2 separate regions of the Mus musculus genome follow, and region 1 is linked to region 2. The links are chromatin loops, found by intact Hi-C in ENCODE. Cell type or tissue: heart. All regions are shown on one strand. Links, peaks and the distances in the headings refer to the core of each region. The heading gives the core; the rest is flanking DNA.

The links. Peaks named below come from ENCODE experiments on the same cell type or tissue, not always from the same donor. Only the 100,000 strongest peaks of a DNase experiment are listed, where the experiment ranks them.
Region 1: a loop joins it to region 2, with 5 times the contacts of the local background. A loop is called at or near these places in 5 of 42 quality-filtered maps.

The regions. Positions count from the first base shown.
Region 1 is chr17:23,938,425-23,946,759 of GRCm38, forward strand. Sbp (spermine binding protein) reads left to right here and starts at 3,946. Exons shown (of 3, transcript NM_001384100.1): 1 at 3,946-4,076; 2 at 4,188-4,293; 3 at 6,583-7,179. The coding sequence starts at 4,022. The coding sequence ends at 7,021. In heart, for the core only: no CTCF peak of the experiment used is centred there; no DNase peak of the experiment used is centred there; H3K27me3 peaks cover 593 bases.
Region 2 is chr17:23,883,476-23,891,810 of GRCm38, forward strand. No RefSeq gene overlaps it. Among named protein-coding and RNA genes, the nearest start is that of Dcpp1, 6.8 kb to the left of the region's middle. In heart, for the core only: no CTCF peak of the experiment used is centred there; no DNase peak of the experiment used is centred there.

The sequences.
Region 1 (8,335 bases), core at 165-8,164, 55 kb after region 2:
CATTACAGATGGCCATGAGCCACCATGTGGTTGCTGGGATTTGAACTCAGGACCTCTGGAAGAGCAGTCAGTGCTCTTAACCACTGAGCCATCTCTCCAGCTCCTTATTTTTTAATTGACACATGAACTCAGGTAGTCCAGGATGGACTCGAACTTGCTATATCGCCAAAACTGAACTGTTTCCATCTCTCAAGAGCCAGGACTGCAGGCTTGAGACACTGTGTCCAGTTTATGTGATGCTGGGGGACCAAACCTTGTGTGTGCCTGGCATGCTCTACTCTACCAGATGAACAAATCCCCAAGCACCACATAGTCTTTTAATGATCTAAGTGTGTGTCCAATGTTATTGTTCCTGTGTCGCTTTGTGTTTTAATGTATGACAATTGCCTGATAGAGGCAGACAATTAGATGGCTGTACCATTAGTGCCAGCACAGATTTATCAATGTGAAGATTCTCAACAAGAGAAGCATGTGCCCCTTGTGTCCCACAGTAGGTGACAAGGGGCTTAACTGCGGTGTTAAGGTGTCTACGCAATGAGAACCCTTTTTTGTGGTTTTATGAATGACTTTCCTGTTGCTATGATGAAACGCCATGACCAAGACAACTCCGAGAAGGAAGAGTTTATTTGGATTAGAGGTCATAATGTGGTGGACAGTGTGACATCAGGCCTCTGGAGTAGCGAACTCAGAGCTTACATCTTCAATTGCAAGCACACAACGAGAAGAATAAACTAGAAGTGTTTTGAATCTTTAAACTCTCAAAGCCCAGCCCAAGGAGCATGCTTCTTCCATCAAGGCATAGCTTCTAAACCTCCCAAGCAGCGTCACCAACAGGGACCAAGTGCGCAAATACACGACCCTCTGGGGATACGCTTATCTAAGGTACCCTAGTGGTAAACATTGCTATGTGACTGGGTATTTTAATATCTACTTTGGCATGCATGAACATTACAAGATTATCAAGGTTTTATGTTTTATTAGAATAATTGCTTATGGGGCTGGAGAAATCACTTGGTAGTTAAGAGAGCTTCCTGCTCTTCCAGGGACTGGGGTTTAGGTCTCGGCCCCCATGTGCAGAAAGAAGCTCTCACCGTCTATCACTGCAGCTGCAGGAGAAACGCCCTCTTTGTGGGCCCCTGCACGACTCCACATATTTACACATAATTAAAAATAAAATAAGTCTTTTAAAAAGATAGTTACTTATGTTTTCTGAAGTTTTTGTAAGGCTTTTGGATAATCAGAAAAGGCTCAAGTACGTATCTGTTTATGTTGAAGTCTTTTAAATGACCACTTTATAAACAACTATAATTTCAAAGAGATTCATGTACATTTAACACCCAGTATAGCTATAATTAAAAATGTATGCACCCATGGAATAAAAATAATAATAAATGAAAAATAGCTTTAAAATGTGTGTAGGGCCAACAAGATGGCTCAGCAAGTCAAGGTGCTGCTGGCTGAGCTCGGAGTTCAGTTCCTGGGACTCGCATGGAGGAAGAGGTTACTGGACTACTGACTCCTGTCAGTTGTTCTCTGACCTGCATACATGCACAGTGGCACATGTGCAGCCTCACGGGTTAAAAAAATAAATTTAAAATATATGTACCTATATGTCTAAAGTCTAGATAAATGCTATATAACACTTTCAATTTAACGGAATTGAAATCTAATACAATTAAAGCATAGGAGAAATGGTCTCTCATACAATATTCCTGGATGGTCAGCATGAAAAATGTAAGGAAAAAAACAGGGGCTGGGCAGTGGCGGCGCATGCCTTTAATCCCAGCACTTGGAAGGCAGAGGCAGGCAGATTTCTGAGTTCGAGGCCAGCCTGGTCTACAGAGTGAGTTCCAGGACAGCCAGGGCTACACACAGAGACCCTGTCTCGAGTTTTTGTTTTGTTTTTGTTTTATCTTTATCTCTATTATATCTAACTAACAACAGTCAGATACAGTCATGCATTTGGAAAATCATAGTAGTTAAAACTTGTTCTGTGTCTATTTTCCATGACTAAATTAGAATTGAGTTATCATATGAGCTACACATGTATGCCAGGAATCGAGTGCTCCAAGCTGTCTTCAATTGATAAGAGGTCTGAAAGCTGGATTTCTGTCTGTGCTGTAGACATATGACCCTAACAAGCCAAAGATTATGAATTTTGCTTTAAAAGAAAATATATATGTACACACACACACAGGTACATGTTTCTTATTCCATAGTAGGACATAAAAAGAGAGCCAATGCCTTGTTAAGGAGTCTGAAGAGAAGGATGTTTACAGCTTAGAGGATGGATTTATAAGAAACATCAAATATTAGTCTTTTTTATCAAATACTATAAAACTTGTATTTACTACAATGACTGTATATATATATAATTCAATCTCCTCACATTGTAAAATATTTACATAAACCTTTTAATGGTCCTCACCTTGTAAGATAGTTATGAAAAATTTTAATTTCCACCATTTGGTAACATGTTTGGAAAACTTAAAAAATAACTTGAGCTTTACGTAAAATGCATATGTGGGTTTTGCCTGGGTGTGTGTATGTGTACTACTTGTGTGACTGGACTCCACAAAGATTAGAAGAGGGCACTGGCTATCAGAGAACTGGAGTTACAGAAGGTTGTGAGCCACCATGTAGGGCCTGGGAACTGAACCCTGGTCCTCTTTGAGTGGCAGGTGCTGTAAACCTCTGCAATCTCTTCAGCACTTTTGCAAGACCTACTAAGAGTTTTGTTTATACAAATGTTGGTACATTCCCAAGACTTGAACACTCACCTGTTCCCTCCTTCCTTCATTTCTTTTGCAGTAATTCTTTAAAAACTAACCAGCCAACCAACCAACCAACTAACCAACTAACCAACCAACTAACCAACCAACCAACCAACCAACCAACCAACCAACCAACCAACCAGGAATTGCACAGATACAGGAACAAGGGAGGGGAAAGACATATGGAAATTTTGTCTTAAGTATCTCTTACCAGACTTTTAGTTTAACAAGGGAAGACATTTCTTTACTGGCCCCTACTGACCCAGTATAGCATCATCATCAACAACAACAACAACAACAACAAACAAACAAACAAACCCTAAGATCATCTACCTGGATTCACAGGTAGTTCCAGCATTTATGATAGATACTTGTTATCTTCAAGGTTGCCTTGAAGCTGCTACTCTTGGCCTTTGAAGATATCAGGACAGGCAAACACACACACATAGCTCTGGGCAAGGGGATGAAAGGGCCCTGAGGGATAAGCAGAAAACAAAGTTCAAGATTAAAACTACTTGTTCAGTTTAGCTTGTAAAACCTGACTACTTGGGAATCCAAGGCATAGTAAGGTTGGTTATATTGTTTTCTTAAAGGCAGGATAAATTTAAACAAGTTGAGTACACAGCAGGAAAGCGGCTGAGTACATTGTTTTAAATGTTCTCAAAGCCTTGGGGGCAAGGTTGGGCAAAGTTAAGGTTCTGAGGACCAGCTGACGAGGCATTGCCAGAAACCATTCCCATAGCAGCCATGGCTCAGTGGCATCAGGATATAAAGGGACAAGCCAAGGGGCTCAGTCCAGAGAGCACAGGTAAGGAAGGAGCCCAGAACCAGTCTGGTGCAGTCAGGGAGGCCAGGACAGAAAAGGGAGAATGGGTTGAGCCAGCTAGAGACTGAAGCATGAAGGACGGATGGAGGGCTTTGGAATGCGTGGTTTCTCCAGGTGCACCTGAAGACTTTGGGAGCCCAGTGTTATATAACAACATGGAGCCTACTGCTCAGAGATTAATCAGAATGTTAGCACAGTGACATTATGTCAGGAAGGTCACAGTGTGGGCATGTGGGTGAAGCCTTCTGTAGGCTCTTCTGAAGTCTCAGGAGCCGATGGGTAAAGAGGGTCTCTGAATGTCCTCTTGTCTCAATCTGGGGTTGGGGATCTCTTACATCTAATGTCTTCTTCTCAGAGTGTCACTGAAATCTTACCATTGTGGCATCTAAGTGCCAGATTGTACCACAAACCCTCAGGAGCCATGCTGCTGTTGCTGACTTTGGCTTTCCTGGCCAGTCCCACATGCAGAGCCCAGAGTGAGTACCTGAGCCACCTTGTGGCCTTCACCTCCCATATCCTGTCCTAAGCATAATGGCCTCTGAGAGAGGGAGTGGTCCTGAACACTCTCCTAATGCTTCACTTTTCAGATGTCCTGGGGAATGCTGCTGGCAAGTATTTCTACGTTCAAGGTGAAGATCAGGGGCAACTCAAGGGCATGCGGATCTTCTTAAGTGTTTTCAAGTTCATCAAGGGGTGAGTAGGGCTTCCTTGCAGGAATGGCAGGTGGTACTCATCTCACACTGGAGCCTTAGAGGACTTCCTGGATTCACAACCCCAGCCAGTACTACCTAGTATCCTCTTGGTCTCTGCTTCTCTAGCTCCATCTCAGTCAGTGTACTCAGGGCTGGGATGCCCAGGCTGGATTAAGACTGGACAGTCCTCAAGGAGACAGGTGGAGAGGGACCTCCAACTTTCTTGTTCAGAAAGAATCACAGAGGCTTGAAGAGTCCCTCTTCCAGGTGGTTCTGGTGGCCTTAGTGCCTCTTGGTAGTGACAGAAACTGCTCACATGTCTGAGAGATCACCCTGTCTTCACAGGGCATAAAATGTGAGTTCTCTCTGCCACTCTGTACCTCTGCTCTGCTCCAGAAAGGCAGGCATTTCCTTGGGACAGGCCAGGTCTTGACTGCCCTCCCCAGTGTCTCCCTCTTGAGATCTGTTGCTCTCCTAGAGTGTCGCTAATTGCCCAGCTTGGTAAACACAAATACAGTCCCCCAAGACTAATAGAATTCCACGGAACAATGAAAATTCTTTTAGTGCACCTCCTGTGCAATTGAGGTTATCTTTTTTTTTTTTTTGTTTTTTTGTTTTTTTGTTTTTTTGAGACAGGGTTTCTCTGTGTAGCCCTGGCTGTCCTGGAACTCACTTTGTAGACCAGGCTGGCCTCAAACTCAGAATTCCACTTACCTCTGACTCCCAAGTGCTGGGATTAAAGGCGTGCGCCACCGCGACTGGCTTGAGGTTATCTTAATCCTTAAAAAAATTTGATGTTGGGTGAGTGGGGAGAAGGCTCAGTGGATAAAGTCTTTTCTGTGTGAAAATGAAGCCCTAAGTTTAGATTCCCAGAGCCCATGTGAGAGCAGAGAGCAGCAGCACAGGACTGTACCCTCAAACTGTGGAAGCAGAGACAGGGGCATCTTGCACCGCCCGCTGGCCAGAGTCTTACCCAAAAGGCAATTCCAGGCTCCAATGGAGACTCTGTCTAAACACATGAGGGGCGTGGCCTGGGGAAACGGCAGGGACAGTAAGAAGGAACACCTGCTCTGCAAACATGAGGCCTGGGTTCAGATTCCCAGAAGCCATACAAAAGGAGAAAGAGCCTGGAAGGATGGAGGTGGTTGTCAGGTAAGCACGGGGGTCAGCGACAGGGAGGTCCCAGGAGTCCTGGACAGCCAGTCTAGCTGTAACACTGAGCCTTCATTCAGTGAGAAAGCTTGTCTCCAGGCAATAAGGCAGGTAGCCACAGAGGAAGATACTCAGTGCCCAGCTCTAGCTTCTACATGCTCACACATGCTCACACATGCATCACAGACAGGCAGACAGGCACATGCAGATACACACACACACACACACACAAACAAACAAACACAAGCACGTACCCCACGTGCACATAACCAGGTGGACAGTGAACAAGGAAGACACATACATACAAGGGCAAGCACACACACACATGCATGCATCATTTACACACACAGTTCATATTGACAACATAGACACACTGCTTATTATTTTATCTTACTGGGGGTTGAACCGACCAACTTTCCACCTCTACTAAGAACTTGGCACATGTGGTCCTACATGGGTAAACATGCACAACTACATATACATACATTGCACAAAATTAATAATAAATCAATGTCAAAAATGAATTAAAAAAAACAGGTAACACACGGTATAGTGTACTGAAAATGACTCATGGTTATCTGAAATTCTAATCTTACATCCTTCCTGCATCCTCTGTCTGATTTGATAAGCAACTTAATATGCAAGAAAGGAAAGAAGCTGGCATTAGGAACAATCCAGAAGATTTGGGGTGGTCATATCACTTCTTTGCTCAGTAGAACAGATTCCAGGGCTCCCGTAGTCTCCCCTGTTCCTCCCTGACTACACAGAGAGAAGAGCCGGTCTCTCTGGTCTCTGCTCATAAGGTCTGTCTCAGGTATACTGATCTTAGCAGTGTGGCTCCTGCCTCATTTGGGGCTGATAAGGTAGAGGGCTCTAGAGGGGAAGCTATGAGTTGAGCAGAACCTGAAAACATTCCAGCTCAGGGTGGGTGCAGTAGCACACATAGCTGCCCTGGTACAGATGCCAGACTCTCTGAGGTCCTATGAGGAGGGATGTTTCTAGAAGAAGAAGGACTGCAGGCTGCCCTGTGAGAGCTGGACACTTCTGGAGCCTGAACTGTGAACTAGGACCAGAATAGGATGCAGATGTGAGAAGGAGCTGGCACCCCTGAGTTTGTGCTGACTTGATTTCTCTCCAGCTTCCAGCTGCAGTTTGGCAGTAACTGGACTGATGTCTATGGAACCCGGTCAGATAACTTTATAGACTTCCTTCTGGAGGACGGAGAGCACGTGATAAAGGTAGAGGGCAGTGCAGTGATCTGCCTGACTTCCCTGACCTTCACTACAAACAAGGGGCGTGTGGCCACCTTTGGTGTTAGAAGGGGTCGATACTTCAGTGACACTGGAGGTTCAGACAAGCATCTAGTGACTGTCAATGGAATGCATGCACCGGGCCTCTGCGTCAGAGGGATTGGCTTCAAATGGGGAAATATCAATGCTAATGGCAATGACCATTATAATAACAAGGAAGATAAGGCTGACAACAAAGATGCTGACAACAAAGATGCTGACAACAAAGATGATGGAGATGAGGATGATGATGGAAACGATGATGATGACCAGAAAGATGAAAGCTGAGTAGCATGCTCAGAGCTCAGTCCTGCATCTCCACATGGCAGCGCCTCCTCTCAGCCAAGCTCTCCCACTGGAGGAAGTAATATACCAGGAGACTCCAGGCTGGGGGGAGCAAAGCCCAAATGCCTTTATCTCTCTGTCTAATAAACTATGTGCATCTATGTGAGCCTGAGTGGTCCTCACCAAATAGGATTCCCCAAGAACTTCCTTTAACCCCACCCCCTTTGGATCTAAACCCACATACTGAGTTACAGTTAGCACAGAGACCCTTGGCCAAACCAGTAGGACCAAGATCCCCAGAATGAGGGCAGTACCAGCCACTGCCTGTCTCAAAGCAGCCCAGGGCTGCAAGGAGAGCTCAGTGTGTGCTGACCAAGCTGTCAGCAACTGGCTCTGCAGTGGTCCTGTCTAACTGTGTTTGAGCAGGTGTCATAGACTCCTGCTCCTCTGCAGAGACATCTGTTCTCCAGCCTCCTCCTCCTCTCTCTAACTTCCTGCTCACCCTCTTCCTTTACACCTCTAGGATGCCTGGAAGGGGTTCCTCACCCAACTAGGGATTAAACCCAGGGCCTCCTGCATGCTAGACAAGTGCTCTACCACTGAGCCACATTCTTAGCTGACATCTATCTAGTTGTTTGTCTGTCTGTCTGTCTGTCTGTCTATCTGTCTGTCTATCTGTCTATCTATCTATCTATCTATCTATCTATCTATCTATCTATCTATCTATCTATCTATGAATGAGACAGGCTCTCACATAGCCCTAGCTGGTCTACAAGGAAGAATGGCAAGCCTGCTTAGCAAGAAAGCAAGTTTCAACAAGTCAGGCTCAGGCAATCATCAAAGCCAGTGCTAGGTGCCCTGCCAAGGTCAGAAGAGGTCTCCAGCCAATCGCCATGGCTTCCTTTCTCCCTGCACAGCAGCAGGTCCACAGGTTGAAGAACGTTAGAAATGAGTCTCACAGATACTCCAATTTTGATTATAGTATCTCTGACAGCAAGTTGCTGGGGCCATAGATTTCAGGTCAGTGAGTATAAATCTCAAGTGCAGCTGTGACAGATGTGGCACCTTTGTGAGAGGTGTGAGGTGACATTCATGGCAAGGGAAGTTTGCAGAAGAGGGTGAGTCAAATGAGAGGAACTTCCTTCTCCATCTCAGTTAAGTGTATTCCCTGACTGCTGTCCACAGACTCCAGGCCACTTCAAACCTTCAATTGGCATTTAAAATTCAATGACCTGGGCAAGGCAGCACAGGCCTATATAAGTCCAGGCTACTTGGGAGACTGAGGCAGGAGGATTCAGAGCTTGCTAAGCATCTTAG
Region 2 (8,335 bases), core at 179-8,178:
CATGCATGCATGCACGCATGCACACATACAAACATATACAACACACATACACAACACAGACACACAGACACAAAAAGGGACCAGCAGTTCAGCAGATGGACTGTTTGCCAAGAGGGGTCAATGCAGAAGCTCGTGGTGACTGCTGAAGTGCCCGCGTCCCTGGGCATCTGTACAGGCAGATGAGTGACAGCATCTCCAGGGGGTGAGGCAGGTTGAGAGAGCTTCAGAGATTCTTCCCTGAGGCAATGGGATCTGAGCTTAGGTTTCAGAGAGGAGGGAGAAACAGCCAAGTAGATTCAAGGAGAAGGAAGCTTCAGGCCCAGGATCAAATATAACAAAGCAGAGGACAGGCCTCTCTCTATCTGCACCTCTCAGGTTCTCACAGTACCACTTGCAAAATGAAGGCTTGACTGGGTGTAGTGGCACATGTCTTGAATTTCAAGGTTCAGGAAGCAGAGGCAGGAGAATTTCTGTGAGTTCAAGGCCAACCTGCTCTTTAAAGCAAATTCCAGGACTACTACATAGAGAAATCGCCTCCCTCCCAATGAGGAAACTGAGGCACAGAGGACAAAGGTCACACAGAAGTAGCAGCATTGAGGTCCAGCTGGGAAGTGTGAACCCTGATCCCAAACTAAGGTAAAGATTTCACAAGTAGGTTGGAGAGCTACCAGCATCTATGAAGCCTGGGTTCTATCCCTAATAGCACATAAAACCAGGGGTGACGGTTTGTGTCCATAATCCCACTCTGGAGGTGGAGCCAAGAAGAGCAGAACAGGAAGTTTCAGGACATCCTCTGCTACATACTGAGTTTAAGTATAGTCTGGGCTACATGATATCTGGCTCACACACACACACAACCACACACACACACACACACACACACACAAGAAAAGAAAAAATACTAATAAGCACTGCTCATCTGTCCATGAAATTACAGAGTAGCACTAATTCCATTTATTTTTCTAACATTGGGCATTGAGTCTAAGACAATGCTTTAGCTGCCACTGAGCTATATCTCCATCCTTAGGAAAAAACTTTATAATTAAAAAAATAATTTATTGCTATATATGGTATACACACCTTCAATCTCAGCACTCCAGGCAGGAGTGGCAGGCAAGTCTCCATGAATTTGACACCATCAATGAGATTCAAGTCAGCAAGGGTTAAACTTTGTGGAAAGTGTATATCAGGAGCTGTACAGAAGAAAACAGAAGCCACTGGGGTTAGCTGTGGCTCCCACAGGACCTTAGTGGTCCACCTTACTGGAGTTGTATCTCCTGGCTTGCTAAAGAAGAAACATTTTCTGTGCCCTTTACCTTTCCTTGAGGGTGGCAGTGCCTCCCAGAATCATCATCACCATCATCACCATCATCATCTCCTCTTCCTTCTCCTTCCTTCTCTTCTTCTATAAATTGATTTTACCCTCTCTTTTCAAAAATGATTTATTGATTAATATATTCTATGTATGAAGGCTCTGTCTTCATGTATACCAGAAGAGAGATTTAGATCCCATTACAAATGGTTGTGAGTCACCATATCGTTGCTGGGAATTTAACTTAGGACCTTAACTTAGTACTCTTAACTTCTGATCCATGTCTACAGCAAACCCCACCCCCAGCCCCTTGCACATACACATACACCTCCCCCATGACTATCTTTAGCCTGGTCAAGTGTTATAGGCAGGCCTGGTCTGTAATCTTAGCCACTCCAGAGGTAGCAAGTTGTGAGGAGCTACCATCTTGCACAAGCTCTGAATTAAGCTCCAGTGTGGCTCAAGAGAATAAATATATAAATTAAAATGAAATAAATAGACTATCTTCTCAGGTAGCTTCTGCTTTGTGAGGGAAGATGGAGGCCAGGCCAGGAAGATGGGGAGCAGGAGGTGCCTGGAAAAGGACCTGGAAACGCAAGGGAGGCAGTAACCCCTCACCCCTTTTCAAGTCTAGCTGTCCCCATCTTTGTAAGGCTGTTCCTGCCATCCTTGGTTGTATCTACACTAATCACCTTTCAAGCCCAGCACTGCTTTGAGGCTGTTGATGCTGACCTCAAAGTTCTCAGGACGTTGGAACTTCTGCCTAGTGAGCCTCTAGGGCCCAATGTGAGGGCAGTTAAAAAAGTTCTAGGGAGTCTCAGGTGACAGGAACCACACAGGCTCCCATAAATGCATAAACTTTATTCAACAAAGGGATTCAGAGCCTCGTCAGCCTTGCCCATATTAGCTCAGGGTCATCCTGTCCCCCTGACCCTGCCAAGTGAGCGCTGCTGGCCACAGGACAGGCTTTGCTCTAGTGTCTAGTCTGCTGCCTAGTTAGTCTTCACCTTCTAAGAAGCAGATCCCCAATCTGTACCCAATGTCATTGACCATCATCACCTGCTGACCAGGGCCCGCACAAGACTTCAAGGCGTGCTAACCAGAGCTCCCTGGAGATGAGCTTGCAGCCAGAGCGGGGCACCCAGGGCAGGTACAGCCAGCAAGTGCCTGCTGCCCTGCAAGGTGCCATGCAAGCCATTCTGCAGCAGGAGGAGCACAGGTGGTCAGTAGGGAGCACTACAGTACCTGGAGCTCCAGTTTGCACTACGTGAAGCCATGCCCTGCCCTGGTTCCTAGAGCCAGCCTTTACCAGCCTGACCCGAGACTGTGTCTCCTTCCCTCTTCTTCCCTTTAGGACACAACCCTCAGCCACTTCCTGAAGACATTTTTTTTTAATAAAGGTAATTTTCTGTCTCTAAAGCTTGCCCTGAACAAGCTATGTAACCAAGATGATTGATCATGATCCCAGATTTTCCCCCCTCGGCCTCTTAAGTGTTAATATTACAGATATTCGTGACCATCTCACCTTTTTTGATATGTGTGTGTGTGTGTGTAAGTGTACAATGTCTTGAATGTGGATGTCACAAAAACAACTTTAAGGAGTTTTTCCTCTCCCTTTCCAGTATGCAGTTCCCAGGGATCAAATCCTTTATGTTGGGGGCAGATGCCTTTAAGTCTTCACATGCTGAATTGTCTGTGCCAGTTCTTGATGATGATGATGAGGAGGAGGACGACGATGACGATGAGGAGGAACAAGGAGGATGACAAGGAAGGACATCATGACGATAATGATGATAGTCTGTGGTATACAAGATTGGATCGAGGAAAGCACTGCATTGAACTATATCACCAAGTCTCTCTCTTTCTCTCTTTTTTAGAGATCTTGTTTTAAAAGATTAATTGAATAAAACAAAATTAATCAATTTTGGTTTTTCAAGATGCGGTTTCTCTGTGTAGACTTGGCTGTCCTCCAGTTCTCTCTGTAGACTAAGGCTGGCCTTAAACTCACAAAGATCCACTTGCCCCTGACTTTTGAGTGCTGGGATTACAGATATGTGCCACTGCCACCTGGCTCTGTTTTTATTTTTTATTTATATGAATTCTGGTCCTCTACAGGCAGCAAGTGCTCTTGACTGCTGAGCCTTCTCTTCAGCAACCCTTCCCCAGAATTCTGTCCTTTACTTACTCACTTGGCAACAGGATTCTTGGCAGACACTGGTGAGGACGGTCAAGATCTGCCTGTTAGAACAGCAATCACAGGGAAGTCCATTTCACATCCTGTGACAGTAGGCAGGGACATCTCTCAGCTCACATGAACCGATTTTGTCACTGCCAATGGGCTGTAAGGTCACCAGAACTACTTGGAAGAGGAACCCTTCAAGGCTCTGTGATCCTACCTAAACCAGGAGTCTGTCTCTTGAAGATGAGCCCCACCCTTACCCAAGCCGGGGATTTCAGCTTAGTGGGCTTTCCCAGGTCAGGCTGGGGAAAGCAGAGGCCAAGGGACTGCTAGGTAAAGTTAGGCGTATGAGACCAGAGCCACAGGAAGTGGGCACAACTGGATGTGTTGTGGAGAAGCCCAGGAGCCAAAGTTCTCTCACCAATGAATTGTGCTTGTGGTATCCATGAAGCCTCGAATTCCCTGAGTCTCCCCCTGCTCGTAACCATTATGGGGAAGAAGCAGATGCCCTCATTCTCACCACTCTCTAAGGAATGTGAAGCAACAGCCAACAGGAGAGTTCTCAGGCTAGCCCTGGACCTCTGGTCTTGAACTCCTGTAATGCTAAGGCTGGCTCTGGGCTCTACAGGAGTTACTGGTGAGAAGAGTCAAGGGAGACATGGTTCTAGAAGATCAGTTCTGAAACTGTGGGTAGTGACCACAGAAAAACATGTATTTTCAATGGCCTTTTGAACCCTCAGCCACGAATTTATTTCCTTGCTCCTTGATAACTATAATTTTGCTACTGTGAGGTGTCTCAGTTCCTAAGACCATCTGGAAATATGTTTCTGATGGTCATGACCCACAGGTTGAGAAGTGTAAAAGTAGCTTTTATTCGGCAGCAATATCTCTTATCTCTGAGATTTATTGCCTCTGTCTGCTAACCTAGGCCTTGGAAGCTTCTCCCTCCATACACTCTAATCTAGACCTAGAATGTTTTCAGCCTCTGATACTTGATGTTCAAAAAGCTCACCCTTCCTAGTTCCTTCTGATTCTGGGCAGGCTTGTACAACTCATTTCCTCTGGCTCAAATTCCTCTCCTACCTGACTGGTTCAGTCTTCTCTCTCTCTCTCTCTCTCTCTCTCTCTCTCTCTCTCTCTCTCTCTCTCTCTCTCTCTCCCAGTCTTCTCTCTCTCTCTCTCTCTCAATCTGTTTTATAATCTTCAGGGTCCTTCTCATTCTCTGGCTTTTTCTGTCTTCAGCTGCTTCTAGCTTGTTCTTTCTTCAAGCTGTCTCTGTAAAACTCTCCCAGGAAACCTACCTTCTCCCTTTCTCTCTGCAGTGCTTTCTCAAGTAGCTTCCCTTTCCTCTCTCTTCTCATGAGGGTTGAGCATAGCCTATTCTGTCAAATCTTTCTCTGGTCATCACTTTGTCTGCCACACAATTAGACATCACTTTCAACCATTGGTGCTTCCTGTTACAACCTAACTTTACCTTTATTGTTTGGGCTAAAGGTGTGTGCAAAGGACTGAGCCAAACCACAACTAGTTTTTGTCAGTAAGTAACAATCTCAGGGTTCACAGTGTGATCAAATATTCTGCAACAGAAAACCACTGTTCTAGAGGATTCGGGAGCCATACACAGGTGGCAAGACTTTGTGGCATCTCGGGGAAACATCCGATGTAAAATTGAAGATCACCAAAGGTGGGTCAAGGGGACATTGTGGAAACTTCTTTTCCCACAGGCTTGCTTATATGGCTTAAGAAGGCTCTAGGGCTGCTCTCATCACATGCATGTAACATGTAAAATGCATTGTGGTTCAGACCATGCACCTGTGTAACACTCCAACGTCACTGCTGTTCACTATTCACCAGATAACACTGCGTAGACATGGGTTCAAGCCAATAGAAAGTCTTCATTAGCCGACCTGTGACTACACTACATCAGGTGTTTGAGATCCCAGTGTAGCCCTGAGCCTTTCTCAGGATGAGCTTTTAAGCATAGAAACCATGTTTTGGGTTGACACACTTCAGTTAACAAGTACAGTTAGCCAGAAGCAGACCTACAAAAGCCCCAAAGCAAGGTTAGTATGTTTTGAGAGTTTCCCAAAACTATCTGGACTTTGATGAATTTGACCTTTATTTATATTTCTTTAAATTTTTTTTCAGCAGGTGGTGCTGTCCAAGTGTTGAATGACACTTCTGTTACAGTGTCAGTTGTGCTAAGGTCAGGCCCTGTTACAGTCATGTGAACTGTCTCTGAAAACAAGCAAAAACAGCAAGAGCAGCAGCAACAAGATTTTCCCTCTCTCTGCTTCTGCTTCTTCTTCTTCCTCTTCTTCTTTTGTTGTTGTTGTTTTTCCTTTGAGTCAGGATATGAATGATGTCTGTCTGTCTGGCCTCAGACTTACAGCAATCCACTTGCTTCTGCTTCCTGCAGGGTTGGTATCAAAGTCATGTTCTAGGATGCCCAGCCTATTTAGGCTGTCGTGAAACAGAATCTCACGGACCACAGACTGGCCTTTAACTTGAATGTAGCAAAAGAAGATGGCCTTGAACAGCAACACTTCTCCTCCTCTTCCCAGTGCTAGGATTACAGGGCTTTGATGTCATATCCAGTTTAAAATGTTTAATCTTGATTCATAACAAAGGCAGCACACTACAGATGTTCAAACCTTAGACAGCACATAATTTGTATCAATGTGTATGTAAAATAGCCCAAGGTGAACTTACTTGACTTTCATACCTCAAGTCAGAGATAACTGTTAAACAGAATCTAAAGACAAATGTCAAACCAGGTTAAAGAGAGCAGCAGACAAACTGCCTAAGAAGAGCTGACTTTTCTTGTCACAGACCCAAATAACCACTGGGCCTGAGGTTTGGTCCAGACTTCAAACTAGGAAGCATTTCTTTTTTCTTTTTTAAAAGATTAATTAATTAATGACATAAGTACACTGTAGCTGTCTTCAGACACACCAGAAGAGGGCATCTGATCTCATTACAGATGGTTGTGAGCCACCATGTGGGTGCTGGGATTTGAACTCAGGACCTCTGGAAGAACTGAGCTTTCTTGTCACAAAACCCAACAACCACTGGGCCTGAAGCTTGGTCCAGACTTCAAAGTAGCACGCATTTCTTTTTTCTTTTTCTTTTTCTTTTTTTTTTTTTAAATTTTGTAATTATATTTAGGTACAGAAAATTTAGTGTATATTTAACCCAATTTAGTGGCGAGTTCTTTACCCTTTGCTTTTTTCAGCTTGGCAATGCGAGCCCCAGGCTTAGGACAAGGACGTTGCATCCCCAGTGTCGAAGGATGTTGTCATATCTTGTGAGGAGCAGGTGTGGCAGCAGTCCCAAGATGGCGCCTGGGATTGCAGCTAAGTCTTATGACTTACACCTTATTTCCTCATACAGCTGAATAAAAGCCACAACCATCGCGAGAGCTGCGCAGGTACACCAGGATACTGGCGAATCCATTTTGGTGGAGACATGCCCCTGCTGCCCTGATTAGCTAAAGCTGTGTGCCTGGTGAGGTGACATGTCCTGCCGTGAGTGGATGGGGGCTGAGAGTATATAAGAGTGAGAGGCCCGGGTTAGAGGGAGAGAGAGAAAGTAGAGAGAGATAAAGTTGAATTGAGAGAGATGAAAACTGAAGTTTGCTGAATAAACTGCTGTTAGAAGGACTGGTGGTCGTGTCGTCCTTGCTGGTTGAGAGCAGATGCGACAATTGTTGGCCCTTAATGGGAATCGACTCCCCCACCAACGAGTTCAGAACTTTCAGCAGGCAGTGTTTGCCGGGAGGGTAAGTTCACGGTAAGTGAAACTTATGACCCCAGGAGTTTAGGAAGGAGCTCAGATAAAATAGAGGCGAATATAAAGTTGCCAGGGAGCAGGCACAAAGTAACGATAAGGTTCCAGGTCTTGGGACAAGTTAAGGTTCCTGGTTTTGGGACAAGATAAGGTTCCTGGTTTTGGGACAAGTTAAGGTTCCTGGTTTTGGGACAAGTTGCACCAAGCACCATTGGGACTTGAGGTTTGCAGAGGAACAGAGGGTTTTACTAAAAGGGGTTTTGCCGGTCTGGAAGTTAGTGAGAAATTGCATAGAAGATAAAGATGTGACGTAGAACTCCAGAGAGGTAATGAGGCGCTGAATCACGTGAGAGAGGAGCACTCTCAATTGGTTTGGGTAAGAGGGTTTGTTTCCTCAGGATCACCTACAACAGCTGTGGGTCCCAGAGCGGCTGACCAGAGCAATTCAAAACAAGAGGAGCTATGAGGACGTGGATGTTCCTGTGGCTGGGGGTGCTCCCGCTAGTGAGAACTGAAGAGCTCTGTGTTCCTGAAACCCATGCCATTGACGCATTCAAGTGTTTCCTCAATTCTTTACATCTAATGCTTCACTACAATTGCCTTTTTTCTATGTTGCTTCAGCTAAAGGGATTGTTGTTTTCAGATGATTCGAAATATTTCACAGATGAGTGATTGTGTTCAGCTGTATCTACTAAAGCTAATGCTACCTGGATTTGAGGGGTGTGGCCTGCCAGTATATCCAAAGGCAATGGCACTATACCCTCCCAACCTAGATGGTCCCCCCTTCGTTTTTGTAGGAGTGTTCCTGATTCCCTTCCACCTTGGGCAGTGCCCCTTATATGTATGGTTGTTATGTGGGGTGAATGGTAGTTGCACTGATCTTTCCCCCTTAAGCCAGGTGGCGGGAGGGGCCTGGGGCAATGCAAATTTTTATTGGAATGGTTCTAATGTGTTTGAAACTTCTGTATTTCAATTTGCTGGAGGAAGGAATGTTTCTTTTCCGGCTACCCCTGTTTGTATGTGACCTCCTTTTGTGTTTATTGTTTATAAGATCC